2 separate regions of the Homo sapiens genome follow, and region 2 is linked to region 1. Evidence: chromatin loops called from intact Hi-C (ENCODE). Cell type or tissue: PC-9. All regions are shown on one strand. Links, peaks and the distances in the headings refer to the core of each region. The heading gives the core; the rest is flanking DNA.

Region 1 (9,387 bases), core at 2,496-7,495:
TCCAATTTGAGCTATCTACGGTGTCCTGAGTCGTGTGGAGAAGGGATGAAGGGATTTTATTAAATTCCCAGCTTCCCACTTCCCAGGGTGGCCAGCGGGTGAGGGCGGGCTCACCACTTTGGGGGTGGGCAGGACAGTGTCTGGCACTGAATGTGCTCATGGAAACGTAGCTGGGGGCAGGGACCCATTCTGAGCCCGGTAGCGATGGACAGGAAGAAAGGAGGGGCCCAGAAACTCCACCGCTAAGACTGGACCAGTCCTGGAAAACACTGCGAGGGGAGGGAAGGGCGTAGGCGCATCCATTTCCCAGCAGCCACAATGTGCCTTCCTGGGTGGATGAGAACTGGCAAAACTACCCCACCCCCCATCATATACCAGTTCAACTCCATGACCAACCATTTCATAAATGATGCAGCTAAGACTCTGGGGATCCACAGAGAGGGAAAGATGGAGCTGGAGCTGGGGTTCAGGCCTAGGCCACTGGATTGCAAAGCCCTGAGCCCTTCCTGCCATGTAGAGAGGCCTCCCTGGCCCCGGCTCACCCTAAAGGAGCTTGAACTGCTACCCGCTAAGTGCAGCCTACCCAAACCTCAGCAGGGAGCAGGCCCCAGATTCCTGGCAGTTAACATCATTTGGCTCCTACCCCTCATTTCAACCATTAAGGCCACCCCACCTTTGCCCCTGTAGTGTGAATGGGGACATAAGCCTGACAACCTTGCCCATAACTCCCAGGATAACATTTCTTTATCTTTAGGGGTCATAGATGTTTTGAAACTCTGTGGGGAGCAGGCAACCCTCTTCCAGACACAGCACATTTGAGCACCATTTTTGTGCAGTGTTTCAGGGACCTCCCCCTCCCACAATCCCATCCTTTGACACTCCAAGGGTACATGGACCATGGGTTAAAAACATCAGTCTTATGGCACTTTGGATGCAGAAAGGCCGGTGGGGACAAGGGGGAAGGTGGAGGTGGTGGGGAGAGGAGGATCCCTCACCTGCTTGAAGGCTGCCTCTTGACCTAACCAGGGCAGACCACCCAGCTCTTTCCCAAGATGCTGGCTCTAGCTCTGGCCAGGAGGTGGAGGTGGGATGCAGAGTCCACACTCCCTCCCTCCAGCTCCCACGGAGAACACAAAGACCACACAGCAGCCCCTCCTGGGCCCTACTTCAAGAAGAACCAACAGCAGCAGGCATCCAGAGGCTTGAGCCACACATCCGCAGGCCTCCCTGCTACTCCTTGCCCATTTCATCCCTCCTGCCCCCAGGCACAGCACTCTGGAAAAGAGCTCTTGCCCAGGTCAGACAAGCAGACCCCCTGGAGTGACCCCAGGGCCTGCCCTCTGCTTGGGGACTCAGCTGCAGACCAGGCAGGCCATGCCTGGCACTGGCCTCCCTCTTTGACACCAGCCGTTCCCCACCCCCACCCCCATCACCACACAGGTCACATCTGCTTTGGCAAACAGCCAGTCTTAAGTTACTGACTCCAGTTATATTGATTCAAGGAGTCACTGGGGACCCCAGCCTGGCCAACAGGAGGAAAGAACCCATCAGTCCGTCCACCCTTCCATCCCCAAGCCCCAATGGATGCCCCCAGCTCAGTGCCTATCAGGAGGGTAACAACCCTCTCCTGGGCGTGGAAGGAAGATAGCAGGCCCACCACCGCCAAACACTGCGAGTGGCTGTTGAGTCGCGCAGTGCTCAAGGCACACAACACTCCTTGAGCCAGAAAACCGGGAGAACCACCAATTTCCTGTGCTCAAGGCTAGCTCTGGGGATCTCCACAATCCAGAAGGCTAAGGTCTAAGAATCTTCTCTAATCCCGGAAAGCCACCTGCCTTCCACCGAGGGGGAAGGGTCAGACAACCCTCTTTTGACCTGTGTCCAGTTCCTCCTGGCCTGGCCCCTTGCAGCACTAGGTGGGTGGGGGCTTGGGGAGCTGACGCTTCCTATTCCCTTTGCCCGCCGCCCCCCGACCCCCACCATGCAGAGGCAGCCCTGGTCTGGTTCTAATCGGGGCTGAAGTCGGCTCCCTTTTTCGCTCTTCTCTCTCCCTCCCCCCAACCCTTTTTCCTTCATTTCTACGGCTTTGGAAGCCAGAGCGTTCCAACTGTCTGCGTGCCAAGACCTTCCCGAGTCTGAAAGCTGCTGAAGTAACAGATCAGATTTTAGCAAGTGCTTTCCAGGCCGAGCGCCAAGCCCTCTTCTGATTCACGGAGAGCGAGCGAACCGGGAGCAGGCGGGGAACCAACGAGGGCTGCACCACCTTAGGCGAGGGAGTGCGGAGCGCGGCCCATCCGGGAGCGGCCTCGCGGGCAGCGGCCACTCGGCCTAGGCGCCCTCGAGCTTCCCCTCGTCCCGGGCATGTGTGTGTGTCTGTGTGTGTGTCTCAGTGCTGCAAGCGCCTTCAAAACCACAGAGTAATTTACAACTGAAGCTTTCTCCCTGGACTCGAAATCCACTCGGCTGAAAGTCTTTTTGTTTGGAAGCGGCGATGTTAAGGGAAGGTTGGCAGAGAAAATCCCTAGGTCCTACCCCTCGCTGGCTGCGGGCAGGGGTCTTAGAGCTGGGTATATTGTTGCGGCTGAGCCCGCCGGCTCTGCGGGATCTCCTCCCAGCCGAGGCCGACAGTGGCCGCGACAGCCAGCGCCTCCTCGGGCCCCGCGGCAGAGCCCCTTGCCCTTGGCCGGTTCCCCGCCGGCGCAGGGCGCACGCGGAGCCGCCCTTCCGCGCCCTGGGAACAGGTGCACTGGGCTCAGCGCCCAGGAGGGGTGGGGCACAGGGAGGGGGCGCGGCCGGGGAAGGGGGGTCGGCGTGTACCGCGAGGCAGGGGCGGGAGGAGGTCAAAGTCAGGAGCCCACGTACCTGTACCTGGAAGCACAGCAGCAGGAAGTGTAAACACCTGCGGGAAACAGATGGAGAAGCGGTCAGTGGGACCTGAGGAAGGGGGCGCACGGACAGACAGACACGCAGTCGAAGAGTCAGGTGAACCGACGGGCGGGCAGACAGAGGTACAGGGCACAGGCATACGGACAGACAGCCAGGCAAGGTGGGCAGCCCCGCGCGCGGGCGCTTACAGGCAAGTGCAGGCGGAGGGCGCTGAATACATCGCTGGGCGGGAGGGAGGCGGCGGCTCCTAGCCCAGCCTGCACATGTCCGCTCCGCGCGGCCGGGACCGGGCGCCTCCGCCGCCGCCGCCGCCGCCGCCGCCGCTGCTGCTGCTCCCTCCTCGCCGGCTGCTGCTGCTGCAGACTCTGCTGCTCCGGGGCGCTCCGCGGCGCGCCCTGCGGCATCAGCGCCCCGCGCGGCTCCTCCCGAGCGCTGCGCCCTCCGGGCTGGCGCAGGGGCTGCGGGGCGGCAGCCGCTGTGCAGGAGGCGCCTGGCCGGTGCGGGGAAGCTCGCTCACTGCTGGCCGGCCGGCCGTCCGGGCGTCCGTGGGAGGCTGGCTGCCCGGCTCAGTCCGGGGACAGCATGCGCGGCGGGTCTGGAAGCCGAGTTGCGCTCTCCGGCCCGGGCGCGGAGCTGCGTGGGGCCAGGGGTCAGCGCTCCGGGGTCGGGGCGCGCGGCTGCAGCGCGAAAGCGTCACGGCCGCTCCGTCTGGGCGCCCGCCGGCTCATGTCTCCTCCTCCGCGTCTCTCCGGCCGTGCGCATCGCCGCCTCCCACCACTGGCGGCGGCCGGGGCGTTTTCTACGCGCGGGCGGCGAGGGGGCGGGGGGCCGGGGGCGGGCCCGGGCCCGAGCCGGCACAATGAGGATGCGGGGCCTGGGGGCTCCCCCCTCGGGGCGCGGCCGGACGGGCGCTCAGCTCGCCTGGGTGCGCCCAGCCCACATCAAAGGCGGCCCTGCCTGCTCGCCTGCCTGCCGCGGCCTCTCGCTGCCTCCTCCTCCTTCTCCTGGCGGCTCGGGGTTGGAGGGGAGGCGCTCAGACTCTCGGAGACGGGACCGGCAGCTCCAAAGGGGCAGGACCCGCGAGACTGAAGCTGGTGAGCGCTGGAAGCCGTCGGAGCTCTGCGCCCGAGCGCAGTGACCGCTCCTCCGCGCAAACGTTGCCCAAATTGGGCAGGCGATGCTCCCCAAGAACGCAGTTAGGTACGGAACGTCCTCACCTGCCCACATTCGCTACTCGCACTCACTCACCAGCGCTCTAGTGGAGAGCCGAGAGGGGCGGGTCAAACCCAGCCCCGGGGCGGCTCCACTGAATGGGGGTCGCTTTTACCCGCCCTGCGATCGTGGAGTTTCCCAGCCACCCTCTTGACTGGCTACCCACTTAAGTGAGCCCCCGTCCTCTTCTTACGTCCCTGCCGCTGCGAAGGGGGCTCCCGGGCATCTCTCCTTCCCACCCCTCGCCCCCTCCGGGGCTCTGGGGTCGGTTCACGGGATCCCAGCTGGACTCTCCCGTAGGCGAGCCAGCTTTGGAAACACACGGCTACCACCAAGCGGCCCCGAGACGTCACTGCAACCCCAGCACGGACGGCTGCACGCCGGGGAGCAGCCAGCAGGACTCTGGTCAGCGACCACGCTGAGGCCCTCTTCCGGCCTCCTCCCAAAACCGGACTAAGACTTGCCTCCGTTTGCATACTAGGCAGCTTCGTTCCTTTAACCAGGGCCCCATTCAGGACACTGGTTCTTACCGCCTCTGCCCCTTCCAGAGGCATAACTCCTGTCCTTCCCACCAACCCCAAAACGTAGGTGTTCTTGTCACGTACCTGCCTCACTGTCTAGAGCTGGTGTCAGCCAAGCTCTGCTTGAGCCTGATGCTAAGGAAAATAGGTCACAGTGAGAAAGACGCTGGAGGACAGGCTCAAGCAAAACTCAGGAATCTGGACTATTTGGTTAAAGCCTCCTTGCGTTGGCAATGGTTGATGGTCCACTGGAGCATAAACTGAGGTAGGACTGTCGAACAGTGCTATTTGCTGAAGCCATGACTATAAAACATTAGTAATTGTTCCAAATATCAGGCCTCCTTGCAAGCTATTTTAAGTTCCCTTTCAAAGCTGAGGCTATTTTAAACAGATAGCCTCTGTTTCAACATCGGACACAAGTGCAGAAAACCTTTTCAAAACCAGGTGCTGAGGGGGAAAATTCCTGCATGAAGCTTTTAAGCTGAATTTACTTAGACATTCTGATTGCCAGAGCTGGACTTGCAGAGTTACTCGTAACTTCCCAAGTTCTGGAGAAAATGAATCGATCCCAAGATAGGATGCAATGACCAACCATAAATAGAAATGGACAGAAATGCTCCCACCGATGACCCGAGTCATTGCCGCCGTCTTTGATCTTGCTTTATAGGAAGATTGACAAACCCAGTCGAGGAGTTTTTGGCTTACCATCTGCTAGTTTGAAGTATCTCCTGGCTAAGAATCATGCTTCCAATTTTCTATATTGTTACTATTTTTTATTACTTGTGAATGGAATGGGTATATAATTATTTATACCCTATCTAAAATGCTTGCAGTATTTTTCAATGCTCAAAGTATATTTGCCAATCTCACCTACCAAACAAATCAGACTGACCAAAAAGTCCAGCCAAGAGAACAGTTCTGAGTAAGAGCATAAACTCAGGAGTCAGAAGTACTGCATTTGAATACTGCCACCAACATTTACTTATAAATTCCAGCAAGCAACGGTTTGAGATTCTGCTTCCTCCTCTACAAAATATGGCTAAGAACAGTAACAACTCTCACAGAGTTGTGAGTACTCAATGAGTGTCTGGCACACAATGAAAACTCCAAACGTTTTAGCTGCTAACTAATAATCCTAATTATTATTCAGGTTACTTTCAGGTTATTTTCACATTTCTTTCTGAACAATTTCATGAAGTAGGGAGGCAGGATCATTTCCAATTTACAGTTGAAGAGGCATCTAGTCAGAATGTCTTTTGACTCCAAATCCATTTTATACTACACATTCTTTTCCCCACCACTCACACCCTCTAGTTTCATGCACCTATTTACCAACATGACCTATTTACCATATGCCTGAATCTTAAATGGGTTCTATCTGGATTTGGCATGTTCATACAACACTTAATATATACCACTATTTTAGTAGTCACTTCTTACTAATTCAATCACAATTTATTGAGATCCTACAGTGTCGAGCCCTCACTGAAAGACAGGCAAGGTCCCTGCACTAAAAAAGCACTTCGTTTCCACTAGGGAAGATGGGCAATAAGCAAATACACCAAGAGATAAATGCTGGCTTGTTACCAGTGTTTTGAGAGAAACCAGTGGGATAGAGAAGCCAGAAGACCTCTTGGTAACATTAAGGCCAAGACCCAAAGACAGTAGATAGCCATGCAAAGGAATATTCCAGGTAAAAGATGCAAAGTGCCTCCAGTGGAAAAAGGCTAGGCGACTGGCAGGGTTAGCCAGGGAGAGTGTGGCAAGAGATGAGGGTGAAAACAGGCAATGTGCTTGACCAGGCCTTCACAGGAAATTAAGTAGCCATCAATGGCTTAAGGGTACCAGTTTTGCAATGCATCAGTTTTAAGTGTACAGTTCAGTTCTGACAAATGTATCTAGGTACAAACACCACCTCTTCTCAGGCAATCTTCCGGCCCCCAATTGCTCGTCCCAAGCAATCATTTATCTGGCACTGGTTTATTTTCGATTTCACATAAATGGAACCACCTATTATGTGCTTGTGTCTGGCTGAGCATGTTTGAGATTGATCCATTGTTGCATTTTGCAGTAGTCAATTTTCATCGTGGGATAGTACTTAATAGTATAGATATGCCACAATTTGTCAATTAAGGGCTTTGAAACAGTCAAAATTCAGTTTGTTAAAAAAGCTTTACCCTGGCTAAGAATGAAGTGGAATGCTGTTACACCATTCCACTTCATTCTTAGTAGCTGGAGTAAGGAGGATGCTAAGCTAGCTGTTACCAGTCCAGGTAAGGGTACCGTAGCTTGGGCTACGCAGCCATGTGCTATTTTGGGGGTCGGAATCAGACACACCTGCATTAAATTCCCAGCTCTAAGCTAATAAACTCAGGCAATTTTCTGAGGGGAGTTAAGAATATATGTTGACAAGTAACACAATGAAATGTAAGCCCTGCAGAGCATCTCGCTGCCTTGCCTACTAACCCTACGCACCTAGAACTTTCGTCTGAAACAGAGTATATATTTAAATCCCTTTGTTCAAGTGTGCAAGTAAACTGAGTACTGCAGTCTTTCCACTTGTTTCCCACTTCTTCCCAGTCTTGACTGAGAAGACTCCTAAGATTCAGGGAATCTGTGGAATACAAATATTGTGGAGACAAAGATGGAAAACATCCAGCCTAAGAACACAGGACAGGACAGGCGCGGTGGCTCAAGTCTGTAATCCCGGCACTTCGGGAGGCCGAGGTGGGCGGATCACGAGGTCAGGAGTTCGAGACAAGCCTAACCAACACAATGAAACCCTGTCTCTACTAAAAATACAAAAATTAGTCAGGTGTGGTGGCACGTGTCTGTAATCCCAGCTACTCAGGAGGCTGAGACAGGCGAATCGCTTGAACCCGGGAGGCAGAGGTTGCACTGAGCCGAGATCATGCCACTGCACTCCAGCCTAGGGGACAGAGTGAGACTGTCTCAAAAAAAAAAAAAAAAAAAGGACAAACAGCCTCAAGCAGCACTATCAGGTAATAAGAAAAGTAGACCCTTAGCACAAATGAGGCTCTAAGCTTTCTCAAAGCCAGCTCCTAGAAGGCGCACAGCATTAAAACTTGGGACCTCTACTGCCAAGTCCATGAGTCAGGGAGTAACTGGCTTTTCATTAAGGAACTGGCTGGAAAGTAGCCTCAGACTTTCTCAAATAACTTTAACCCTGTATTTCCAGAGTCCAGGCCACCTTTAATAGGCTCAGTATATACTTGTTAACTCTCAACTTTTTTTTTTTTTTGGACAATTTCCAAGAAAAGACCCACGCCCTATACAATGCTCATCTCTCCTTGCTCATTAAGCTAGTACTGCCAAGAGCTACACAGCGGGTCATGGTGGCTCATGCCTGTAATCCCAGCCCTTTGGGAAGCTGAGGTGAATGGATCACTTGACGTCAGGAGTTTGAGACCAGCCTGGCCAATATGGTGAAACCCTATCTCTATAAAAAATACAAAAATTAGCCGAGTGTGGTGGCATGCGCCTGTAGTCCCAGCTACTCGGGAGGCTGAGGTGGGAGAATCGCTGGAACCCGGGAGGTGGAGGTTGCAGTGAGCCAAGATCACACCACTGCACTCCAGCCTGGGCAACAGAGTGAGACCATCTCAAAAAAAAAAAAAAAATGTTATCCGTTAAGAAAAAAAAAAAAAGCTGGCCAGGCGCAGTGGCTCACACCTGTAATCCCAGCACTTTGGAAGGCCGAGGCGGGCAGATCACCTGAGGTCAGGAGTTCGAGATCAGCCTGGCCAATATGGTGAGACCCCATCTCTACTAAAAATATAAAAATTAGCCAGGCGTGGTGGCACGTGCCTGTAATTCCAACTACTTGGGAAGCTGAGGCAGAAGGTTACTCACTGTAACCGGAGAGGCGGAGGTTACAGTGAGCCAAAACTGCACCACTGCACTCCAGCCTGGGCAACAGAGCGAGACTCTGTCTCAAAAAACAGAACAAAAATAAAAGATACATAACGATGGTTCGGTTAGCAAGAGACCACCTGTACGATGGGCCCAGACTATAAGGGAGCTGACCACTGTAGCAATTTTAACAGCAGAGTACGATGCATTACTCATGTTCATGATGCTGGTGTAAAGAAACCTGTACATGCAATTATGTACAGCACATACTTGATATTATGAAAATCAATGTTACTGATTTACATATTTATTGCACTTTTTATCAGTGTGATCCTTTAAAAAAAAAGCCTCAGGCAGTTATATGGCAATGTTATAAATGACAGCATCGTCTTATTGCCCCTGAAGACCTTCCAGTGAGACAATATATGATGGATAAGTGACATGATGATCCTGACCCTATGGTAGGCCTAGGCCTAGTTAACAGAAAAGTTGAAAAAAACTTAATAGAAGTGTACAGAATAAGAATGTATTTTTGAGGCTGGGAACGGTGGCTCACGCCTATAATCCCAGCACTACCCAGCGGGTAGATCACCTGAGGTCAGTAGTTCAAGACCAGCCTAGCCAACATGATGAAACCCCTACAAAAATACAAAAAAAAAAAAAAAAAAATAGCCAGGCATGATGGTGGGTGCCTGTAATCCCAGCTACTTGGGAAGCTGAGGCGGGAGAATTGCTTGAACCCAGGAGGCAGAGGTTGCAGTGAGCCAAGATCACAGCATTGCACTCCAGCCCGGGAAAAAGAGAGAGAGAAAAAGTAAGTGTATTTTTGTAGTTTTTTAAGTATTATGAGTCAAAGTTTTAAAAGTTTTACAAAGTTCAGTAAGCTTACATTAAT
Region 2 (9,387 bases), core at 3,341-8,340, 640 kb before region 1:
CTACTTGGAAGGCTTAGGCAGGAGAATTGCTTGATTCCATCTCAAAAAAAAAAAAAAAAAAAAGTGCATTTTCAGCCCGGCTAGTGTTACCCTAAAGGAAGCAAAATAACTGAAATATGACAATGGTTTGTCAGATTGACGATATTGTCTGTTGGACTAGTATTTCATGGGGGGAGAGGGATTAGGGAAAAATGTCTAAAAGAACTTCTGTAGGGACTGTAATTTTTTAAAAAGGTTGAGAAACACTTCCCTGCAGGAAACTGAGGTGCTGTTACCAGAAGAGGGGGGTGGATACCAAGCTGCTGAAAACAGCACCTGCCCACTCTGGGGGAGTTGGAAGCTGAAACCAGCGGCAGGCAGGAGTAGGCCAGTGTGGAGCACCTGCTCAGAGGGGCTTGGTGGGGAGCCGCGTAGGGTGCTGGCCGCTGCAAAGCTGAGCCTCTTCTTTGGTTTCTCTGGCCCGGGGGTTCTGCGTTGAAGATTATACTGTAGGAAGCATGGAGAGGACCCTGACCCAGCTACTCTCTGCTGTCTCTGCTGCAGGTGAAGAACGAGGTGGAGAAGCTCCCCCGACAGCAGCGGAAGGAAAGCATGAAGCAGAAGATGGAGGAGCACACGCAGAAAAAGCAGCTTCTTGTGAGTCCCTGGCCTCAGCTGGGGAGCGCAGGGGCTGGTGCGAGACCTGGAATGGTGACCAGGCCCCCTCTCTGCCTTTGCCCAATCCCTGCCCCTCAAATACCCCGTTCTGAATACCTAAATCTGGCCTCATCCTTCATGGCCCCATTATCCCCTCCTCCATGCAGCCTTCCTCGATTGCCCTGCCTCCATCTGGAAGTAAGCTCTTCCATCTCTGGATACCCCAACACTTTACATTGACCACCTCCCAAACCCTTAGCACCTCCTACCTTGTTTTAGGGTTATTTATTTGTAAGTCACATCTCCTTGACCAACCCAGTATATTCCCCTGCCCACTTGGCATCTTTTAAGTCTGAAGGACATCAAACTTGTGATGTCCCAGACCTGGTCCTGTTATGCTCTGAGGGGGTGCCATTTTCCTTCCTTTCTGGCCCATCATTCCTGACGCCTCCTTTCCCTCCAGTCCTTCGTCACCTCCAGAAGCATGGTATGTATATTTCTTATCTCCTGTCTCTGGATCTATGAACTCGTCACCATCTCCATGATCCCCCAGCCACTGTCCAGTGGCCTCCCAGCGAGGCTTCCTGTAGCTGTTTTTCCCCTGCAGTTTCTTCTCTCCTGCCTGCGTGTGATCAATGTGAATTCCAAGTCTGATAATAGCACCCTTCCCCCCACAGCCCTGTGCCTTAAAACCCTTCAGTGGCTCCCACATTGTCCCTAAGATAAGCGCCGCCTCTTTGCTGTGCCCTGGCCGGCCTCCCCAGCCTTCTTTTCATCCTTTGCCGGAATGCTCCTATTTTCCCCCACGAGGGGGTCTTTGTGTGTTCTGCTTCCTCAGCCCCCAAAGCAAAGAATTTTTGAGTCCATATTTAGAAATGCTTTGTATATTACCTGCTTCAGCATTCATAGCTTACTATGGTAGGAGCTGTTCATTTTCCCATTCGCAGAAGAGGAAACAAAGGCTGAGAGAGGTAACATTGCTGAGTTCACATTCAGGGAGGGGGTCGAGGCCTCAAGCTTGTGTTCTCTCCGGGACACCCTATGACCTGTCTGTCCCATTACAGCACGATTAGGAAGAGAACGCAGGACTGGTGAGGGCGGGGCACACAGGCCCTCATCCACGCAGAGGGACAGCAGATTGGCCTGGAGGAGGCAGTTGCATGGAGAGCTTTGAAGATGTACACATCCTTTGGCTTGGATTTTCTGCTTCTAGAAATCCTGAGGGAATCTGAAAATCCTGAAGGAGTTATCACAGAGGTTCACAAATACTTAGCTACCAGAATATGAAGTAGCGCTATTTAAAATAGATAAAACCTAGAGACACCCTGTTGTTTATTGGATAAATAACATCCATAGCATGAAATATTTTCAGCCATTCAAACACATGTGATAGAAGATCACATTATTTATTTATCTGAGACGGAGTTTCAAAACTGGGAGTTTCATCCCAGTTTTTTTTTTTTCTTTTTTGAGATGGAGTCTCACTCTGTTGCCCAGGCTGGAGTGCGGTGGCACGATCTCAGCTCACTGCAACCTCTGCCTCCTGGGTTCAAGCAATTCTCCTGCCTCAGCCTCCCAAGTAGCTGGGACTACAGGTGCCTGCCATCACGCCTAGCTAATTTTTGTATTTTTAATAGAGTTAGGGTTTCACCATGTTGGCCAGGCTGGTCTCGAACTCCTGACCTCAGGTGATCCGCCTGCCTCAGTCTCCCAACGTGCTGGGATTACAGGCATGAGCCACTGCACCTGGCCAGAAGATCACATTATAACATGGAAAGATTTCTTAAAATAATTTTTTAAAATTGTGGTAAAATAGTCATAACATAAAGTTTACCATCTTTACCATTATTAAGTGTACAGTGTAGTGGCGTTAAGCCTATTCACATTGTGCGGCCATCTCCGCCATCTATCTCCAGAACTCTCTTGTCTTGTAAAACTGAAACTCTGCACCCATCAAACCGTAATTCTCCATTTCTTCTCCTCCAACCCTTGGTAACTTTATTCTGCTTTCCCTATGAATTTGACTACTCTAGGTACCTCATGTAAGTGGAATCATAGAATATTTGTCCTTTTGTGACTGGCTTATTTCACTTAGCGTAATGTCCTCAAGGTTCATCCATGTTGTTGCATGTGTCAGAATTTCCTTCCTTTTTAAGGCTGAATAATATTCCATTGTGTGGATATAACACATGATTTATCCATTTATCTATCGACGGACACGTGGGCTGTTTTCATCCCTTGACTGTTGTGAATAATGCTGCTGTGAACTTGGGTGCACACATATCTCTTTGAGCCCTTTTTAATAATTTTTGTAACACAGCAATAACAATAGCTATAGATACACTTGTATAGACATACCTACCGCAGCTGCCAACTCTGGGGGATAAGATGAGTGGAGAGTTTTACTAATTCCGTGGTTTCTAAATTTTTTTATTTTAATTTTTTTTACCCTTTATTATGGAAAATTAAAAACACAGGAATAGGGAGGCCGAGGCGGGTGGATCACTTGAGGCCAGGAGTTGAAGACCAGCCTGGCCAACATGGTGAAACCCCGTCTCTACTAAAAATACAAAAGTTAGCCAGGTGTGGTGGTGTGCACCTGTAGTCCCAGCTACTCAGGAAGCTGAGATGGGAGAATCACTTGAACCTGGGAGGCTGAGGTTGCAGCGAGCTGAGATCACGCCATTGCACTCCAGCCTGGGTGACAGAGCGAGACTCTCTCTCAAAAAAAAAAAAAGAAAAAAGAAAAGTAACATGGGAATAGGTATAATGAACTACCATATACCTGTCACCTAATCTCAGTAATATCACCTCATGTCCACTCATTCACTCCCTGACCCCAAGGTATTCTTTTTAATCAAATCCCAGACATCATATTATTTTACCTGTCAAACATCACAGAAATAACTACCATACCATAAACACACCTAGCAAATTCAACAATAATTGCTGAACAACGTCATGTTGTCAGTATTCCAGTTTCCAATCACTCCTGTAATCCCAGCACTTTGGGAGGACGAGGCAGGCAGATCACAAGGTCAGGAGTTTGAGACCAGCCTGACCAACATGGTGAAACCCCGTCTCTACTAAAAATACAAAAATTAGTCAGGAGTGGTGGTGCTCACCTATAATCCCAGCTACTCAGGAGGCTGAGGCAGGAGAATCACTTGAACGCGGGAGGCAGAGGTTGCAGTGAGCCGAGATCATGCCACTGCACTCCAGCTCTGGTGACAGACCGAGACTGTTCTTTGATCCAGGATCCAGATGAAGCCCACATGTTGAAATTGGTTGATGCGTCTCTAAGTCTCCCTTAAATTTCTCCTCCACCAATTTCTTTTCTGTTCCTGCATTTTCTTCTCTGATCACGCGGGCTTTTCTCCCATAATAGGAAGAGACATGGAGGTGCCCAAGCCGGCTCTGGATAAAGGCCTGTCCTCCTCTCTCCCCACAGGACCGGGACTTTGTAGCCAAGCAGAAGGAGGACCTGGAGCTGGCCATGAAGAGGCTCACCACCGACAACAGGCGGGAGATCTGTGACAAGGAGCGCGAGTGCCTCATGAAGAAGCAGGAGCTCCTTCGAGGTGGGGGTGTGCAAGTGGCAGCGCTGTCTTGGCCCAGAGTCGCTGTGGACATCCCAGCCCTGGGAAGTGGGGTGGGCAACAAGAACCTCCCAGGCCTTCTCCATCCCCAAAACTAAACATCATTCTTCATGGGGAAACCTGGGGAAAAGCCCCACTTGAAGTAAGGAACGAGGTAAGGACACCAGTTGTCACCAAGACTATTTGAGATTATTCCAGAAGTCAAGAGAAGAAAAGAAAGAAACAGGCAGAGTATGTTAATAAGTGAGCTGGATTTACGGGAGGTGGAGAGAGCTTGGCGTGGACTGAGCAACCACTCTGCCAGGCCATGTGCCAGTCCATTTTTCTACCTTTATCTCATCAAATCCTCACCTAACACTGTGAGGCAGGGCCTAGGTTATCCCCATTTCTGTAGATGAGGAAACTGAGGCTTGGAGAGTTACTATTCTTTGGCCAAGTATCTTAGTTCATTCAGGCTGCTGTAACAAAATACCACTGACTGGGTGGCTTATCAACAACAGACATTCATTTCCCACACTTCTGGAGGCTGGGAAATCCACAGTCAGGGTGCCAGCACATTTGTGGTCTGGAGAGGACTTACTCTCTGCTTCATAGATGGCACCTTCTCACTGTATCCTCACATAGTGGAAGGGAGACTAGCTCTGGGGTCTCTGGGTTTTTGGGGTTTTGTGGTTTTTTGGGTTTTGGGGATTTTTGTTTATTTATTTATTTATTGAGACAGGGTCTAGCTCTGTAGCCAAGGCTGGAGTGCAGTGGCACAGTCATGGCTCATTGTGACCTCTGCCTCTGAGGCTCAAGCAGTCCTCTGACTTCAGCCTCCCAAGTAGCTGGGACTACAGGCACGTGCTACCACGCTTGGCTAATTTTTGTGTTTTTTGTGTAAATGGGGTCTTCTGTGTTGTCCAGGCTGGTCTCAAAGTCTTGGGCTCAAGTGGTCTGCCTGTCTCAGCCTCCCAAAGTGCTGGGATTAGAGGCATAAGCCAACGTGCCCAGCCTGGGGTCTCTTTTATTAATAAAAAGGCACTAATTCCATTCACGAGGGCTCCACCCTCATGACCTAATCACCTCCCAAAAAGCCCCATCTCCTAATACCCTCACCTCAGGGGTTAAGATTCCAACATACACATTTGGGGAGGGGACACAAACGTTTAGATCATAGCACTGAGGTTGCACAGTTAATGGGTGATAGAGCTGGGCCTTGGATGACAATATCAGGAAGCCGGGCCTACCCTGGTGCTGTTGGGAGTTCAAGGGATTTCTGGGCTGATTGAGGAAAAATAAATGACCACAAGATGGCAGTAGCATACCAGCAGCTTTGCTTGGGGGGCATTTTGACAAGTTGACACGCTGAGGGGGTCCCTTACAGAATGAGGCTTTCTGGAGATGATGGTGCGGGCCACCATCCAGCAGGGGAAGAGGGCAAAGGAACTCTTGGGCAAGAAGGGGACTGAGAGGGGGCTCACATGTCTAGATGATGTCGTCCAGCGTGGGGAGCTCAGACGGGGCGTCTCTGGGTCAGAGAACTGCAAAGGGCAACGGTGGCTTGGGGTCTTTATGGAGCCCTTGGGTCTTCCATCTCTATGGCTGGCAGATGTTAGGTGCAGTTTCATGGGGTATGCAAAGTAGGCAGGCTCCAAATGGCTAAATATCTGCTTGGTTTGAGCTTTTTTTTTTTTTTTTTTTTTTGAGATGGAGAGTCTCGCTGTCTCACTGTGTCATCCAGGCTGGAGTGCAGTGGCACAATCTTAGCTCACTGCAACCTCCACCTCCCAGGTTCAAGCAGTTCTTCTGCCTTAGCCTCCTTCATAGCTGGGATGATTACAGCTTTGCGCCACCATGTCCAGCTAATTTTTTATATTTTTAGGAGAGATGGGATTTCACCATGTTGGCCAGGCCGGTCTTGAACTCCTGACCTTAAGCAATCCACCTGCCTTGGCCTCCCAAAGTGCTGGGATTACAGGTGTGAGCCACTGCGCCATTCTCCTGCCTCAGCCTCCTGAGTAGCTGGGACTACAGGCGCCCGCCACCATGCCCAGCTAATTTTTTTTTTTTTGTATTTTTAGTAGAGACGGGGTCTCACCGTGTTAGCCAGGATGGTCTCAATCTCCTGACCTTGTGATCTGCCTGCGTCGGCCTCCCAAAGTGCTAGGATTACAGGCATGAGCCACCGCGCCTGGCCCTGTTTGAGCTTTTTTATGTAACTATATACATTTTTTTTGTTTTTGTTTTTTGAGACCAAGTCTTACTCTGTCACTCAGGCTGGAGTGCAGTGGCACGATATTGGCTCACTGCAGCCTCTGCCTCCCCTGTTCAAGCAATTCTCATGCCTTAGGCCCCTGAGCAGCTGTGATTACAGGTGCACACCACCACACCCAGCTGATTTTTATATTTTTAGTAGAGACTGGGTTTCGCCATTTTGCCCAGGCTGGTCTCAGGTTTCTAGGCTCAAGCGATCTGCCCACCTCAGCCTCCCAAAATGCTGGGACTACGGTGTGAGCCACTGTGCCTGGCCGTACATATTATGTTTTAAAAATAACAAGAGGATGGGTACAAATTTGAGTTTGGTGCCTGTGGACTTTTGACGGTCCAAGCCTGCTGTGAGGAAGTAAACAACACGAGGCCAATATCCCAGGGCAATTTTTGGCTCATTTATAAAACAGGCCTCATCCAGGCCTTTGATGACCAGTGCAGTTAAGCAAGATAAACCTCTTATTATTTGATGTGGATCAGCAAAACAGGGTTCTTGAGTTTTCAATATTCTGAATAGAGCACAGTTGTTTTGAGAAAAGCCCTCACTTCCTTTTCCTATCCCATGATGTTGGTAAGAACCGTCCTATTTACAGAACTGTGGTTCTGATTTTGGGGTGGAAGCCAGAATCACTATTCTGATATACCAAAAGCAGATACCATTTTGCACGGAACAGGAATGCAGTGAAATAAACAACATTCGCACTGAGCCAAGCATAATCTCCTGTCTCGAAGGGCGTGAGATTCTCCCTTTGACCCCAGGTCCCCACCCGGGTGCTGTGCACAGGGGTGGATTAATAGACCTCCAGTGTTAAGATGCCAGTATCTTCATTGTCTTCATAACGCATGCCTGGGACGTGCAGGAGACAAGGAGGATCTCACCCATTTTTCAAAGGAGGAAATAGTGACAAGAGGCCATTCTGTCTTCTTCATGGGGTCTCCATCTGAGCTCTTCCCAGGTGCCCATCAGGAAGGTAGAGATGCAGTGTGGAAACTTTGCACTTCAAAGTTTCTCCCAAGGACGTCCCCTCCCTCCATGGTATAGCTGTGTCCATCTGGCAGACATGGCAGCTGATGCCTAGAGAACCTCTCCATTCCTAATCCCACCGATGGAGCTGGGTTCCAGCCTATAGCTGCAGTTTCTGTGGCTCCTGACTTTGAATACTTCCTGCTATACCATGCTCCTGGGAGCTCTCATTCCTTAGGCTTAAAGGAAGTTTCTAGGCCTCAGCTCAGATCAGCCAACATGGTCTAATGAGGTAGAACATGTGGCAATTCCTGAGCCCAGCAGGTTGGTTATCATCTCCAGCATGAGGAGGCCAGGCAGAGGTGGGGGGCAGGGGGCCTGTCGAGTCTCTGGTTGTCAGCACCTCACCAGCTCGGTGGCATGTCCTCTGCAGACCGGGAAGCAGCCCTGTGGGAGATGGAAGAGCACCAGCTGCAGGAGAGGCACCAGCTGGTGAAGCAGCAGCTCAAAGACCAGTACTTCCTCCAGCGGCACGAGCTGCTGCGCAAGCATGAGAAGGTGAGGCTGCCGGTGGCACGGGGCTCGGATCTGCTGCCGGGCCGACCTGGGAGAGCCATGAGGCTGTATGTGATGGGGCACCTCTTGGGTGCACACTTTGGATGACAAGTGCCCCCAAGAGGAGCCAGGGCTGGCTGCAGTGAGGCCCCAGGAGGTTCTCCAGGGGCGTCCTGCTTCAGCTCAAGGGGCTAGGAATAGGGGAAACGATGCAGGGAAGCCAATGGCCCAAGTGGCTCCCTCACTGACTGTTACTTGCTGTGTATGTCTCTTTCTTTTCTTTTTTTTCCCTTTCTTCTTTTCTTTCTTTCTTTCTTTCTTTCTTTCTTTCTTTCTTTCTTTCTTTCCTTCTTTCTCTTTCTTTCTTTCTTTCTTTCTTTCTTTCTTTCTTTCTTTCCTTCTTTCTTTCTTTCTTTTCTTTCCTTCCTTCCTTCTTTCTTTCTTTCTTTCTCTTCTTTCTTTTCTTTCTTTCTTTCTTTCGAGATGGAGTCGCTCTCTCACTCAGGCTGGAGTGCAGTGGCGCCATCTAGGCTCACTGCAACCTCCACCTCCTGGGTTCAAGTGATTCTCCTGCCTCAGCCTCCCGAGTAGCTGGGATTACAGGTGCTTGCCACCATGCCTGGCTAATTTTTGTATTTTTTTTTTTAGCAGAGTTGGGCTTTCACCCTGTTGGCCAGGCTGGTCTCAAACCCCTGACCTCAAGTGATCTGCCCGCCTTGGCCTCCCAAAGTGCCAGGATTACAGGCGTGAGCCACTGTGCCTGCCCGGTGTGTGTCTTTCTTTTGCTCTTTTTTCTCTTTTCCCTCTTTTTGTCCTCCCTTTCCATTTTGTCTTTATTTCTCTCTTTCTTGTGCATTCCCTCAATACTTTTAGGTCTCCACTTAAACACCACCTCTGCTGGGAAGCCTTCCCTGAACTCCCCAGAGCTGGTGAGGGCCCCTACTCTGTGTGGCCAAAGCACCCTCTCCTGCGGGAATTGTCTGTCTCAGTTCAGCCTCCATAGTGGGACAGTGACAGACAGACCAAGGTCTGGATGCACAGCAGCTGTGTATAATTCCAGTTTCTTATCTAAATGCAGTGATGGAAGTCAGTATAGGGCCATGGGAGTTCAGAATAAGGCTACCCAACCAAGTGAAGAAATCGGGGAAGGCTTCTTGGAGGAGGTGATGCCCATGCTGAGCTTTGAAATACAAATAGGTGTTAGGGGAAGGAAAAAATTCAAATCTATCAGGATTTTTTAAAATATAAGTTCATATCTGCCATCACTAATGGTAAACCATCCCCTTTCGTGTACATTTTGCTTTGAGATATTAGCTAATGATGGCATGCCATCATTGATTAGATGAAAAGGCATTTAGAAGGTAAGAATCCAAGATATTATTA

Evidence for each region. A loop is a pair of places that touch in the nucleus more often than their neighbours do. Peaks named below come from ENCODE experiments on the same cell type or tissue, not always from the same donor. Only the 100,000 strongest peaks of a DNase experiment are listed, where the experiment ranks them.
Region 2: a loop joins it to region 1, with 6 times the contacts of the local background. A loop is called at or near these places in 11 of 110 quality-filtered maps.

Annotation. Positions count from the first base shown.
Region 1 is chr5:171,413,919-171,423,305 of GRCh38, reverse strand. It overlaps FGF18 (fibroblast growth factor 18), which reads right to left and starts at 3,659. Exons shown (of 5, transcript NM_003862.3): 1 at 3,075-3,659; 2 at 2,863-2,899. The coding sequence starts at 3,106. RefSeq lists silencers at 3,153-3,232, 3,293-3,342, 3,483-3,592, 3,713-3,822. In PC-9, for the core only: CTCF peaks have their summits at 4,228 and 4,436; DNase peaks (open chromatin) are centred at 3,925 and 4,455; H3K4me3 peaks cover 1,957 bases.
Region 2 is chr5:172,055,969-172,065,355 of GRCh38, reverse strand. It overlaps STK10 (serine/threonine kinase 10), which reads left to right. Exons shown (of 19, transcript NM_005990.4): 13 at 544-636; 14 at 4,088-4,217; 15 at 7,883-8,007. Among named protein-coding and RNA genes, the nearest start is that of FBXW11, 54 kb to the right of the region's middle. RefSeq lists an enhancer at 9,178-9,387. In PC-9, for the core only: a CTCF peak has its summit at 5,552 (motif pointing right); no DNase peak of the experiment used is centred there.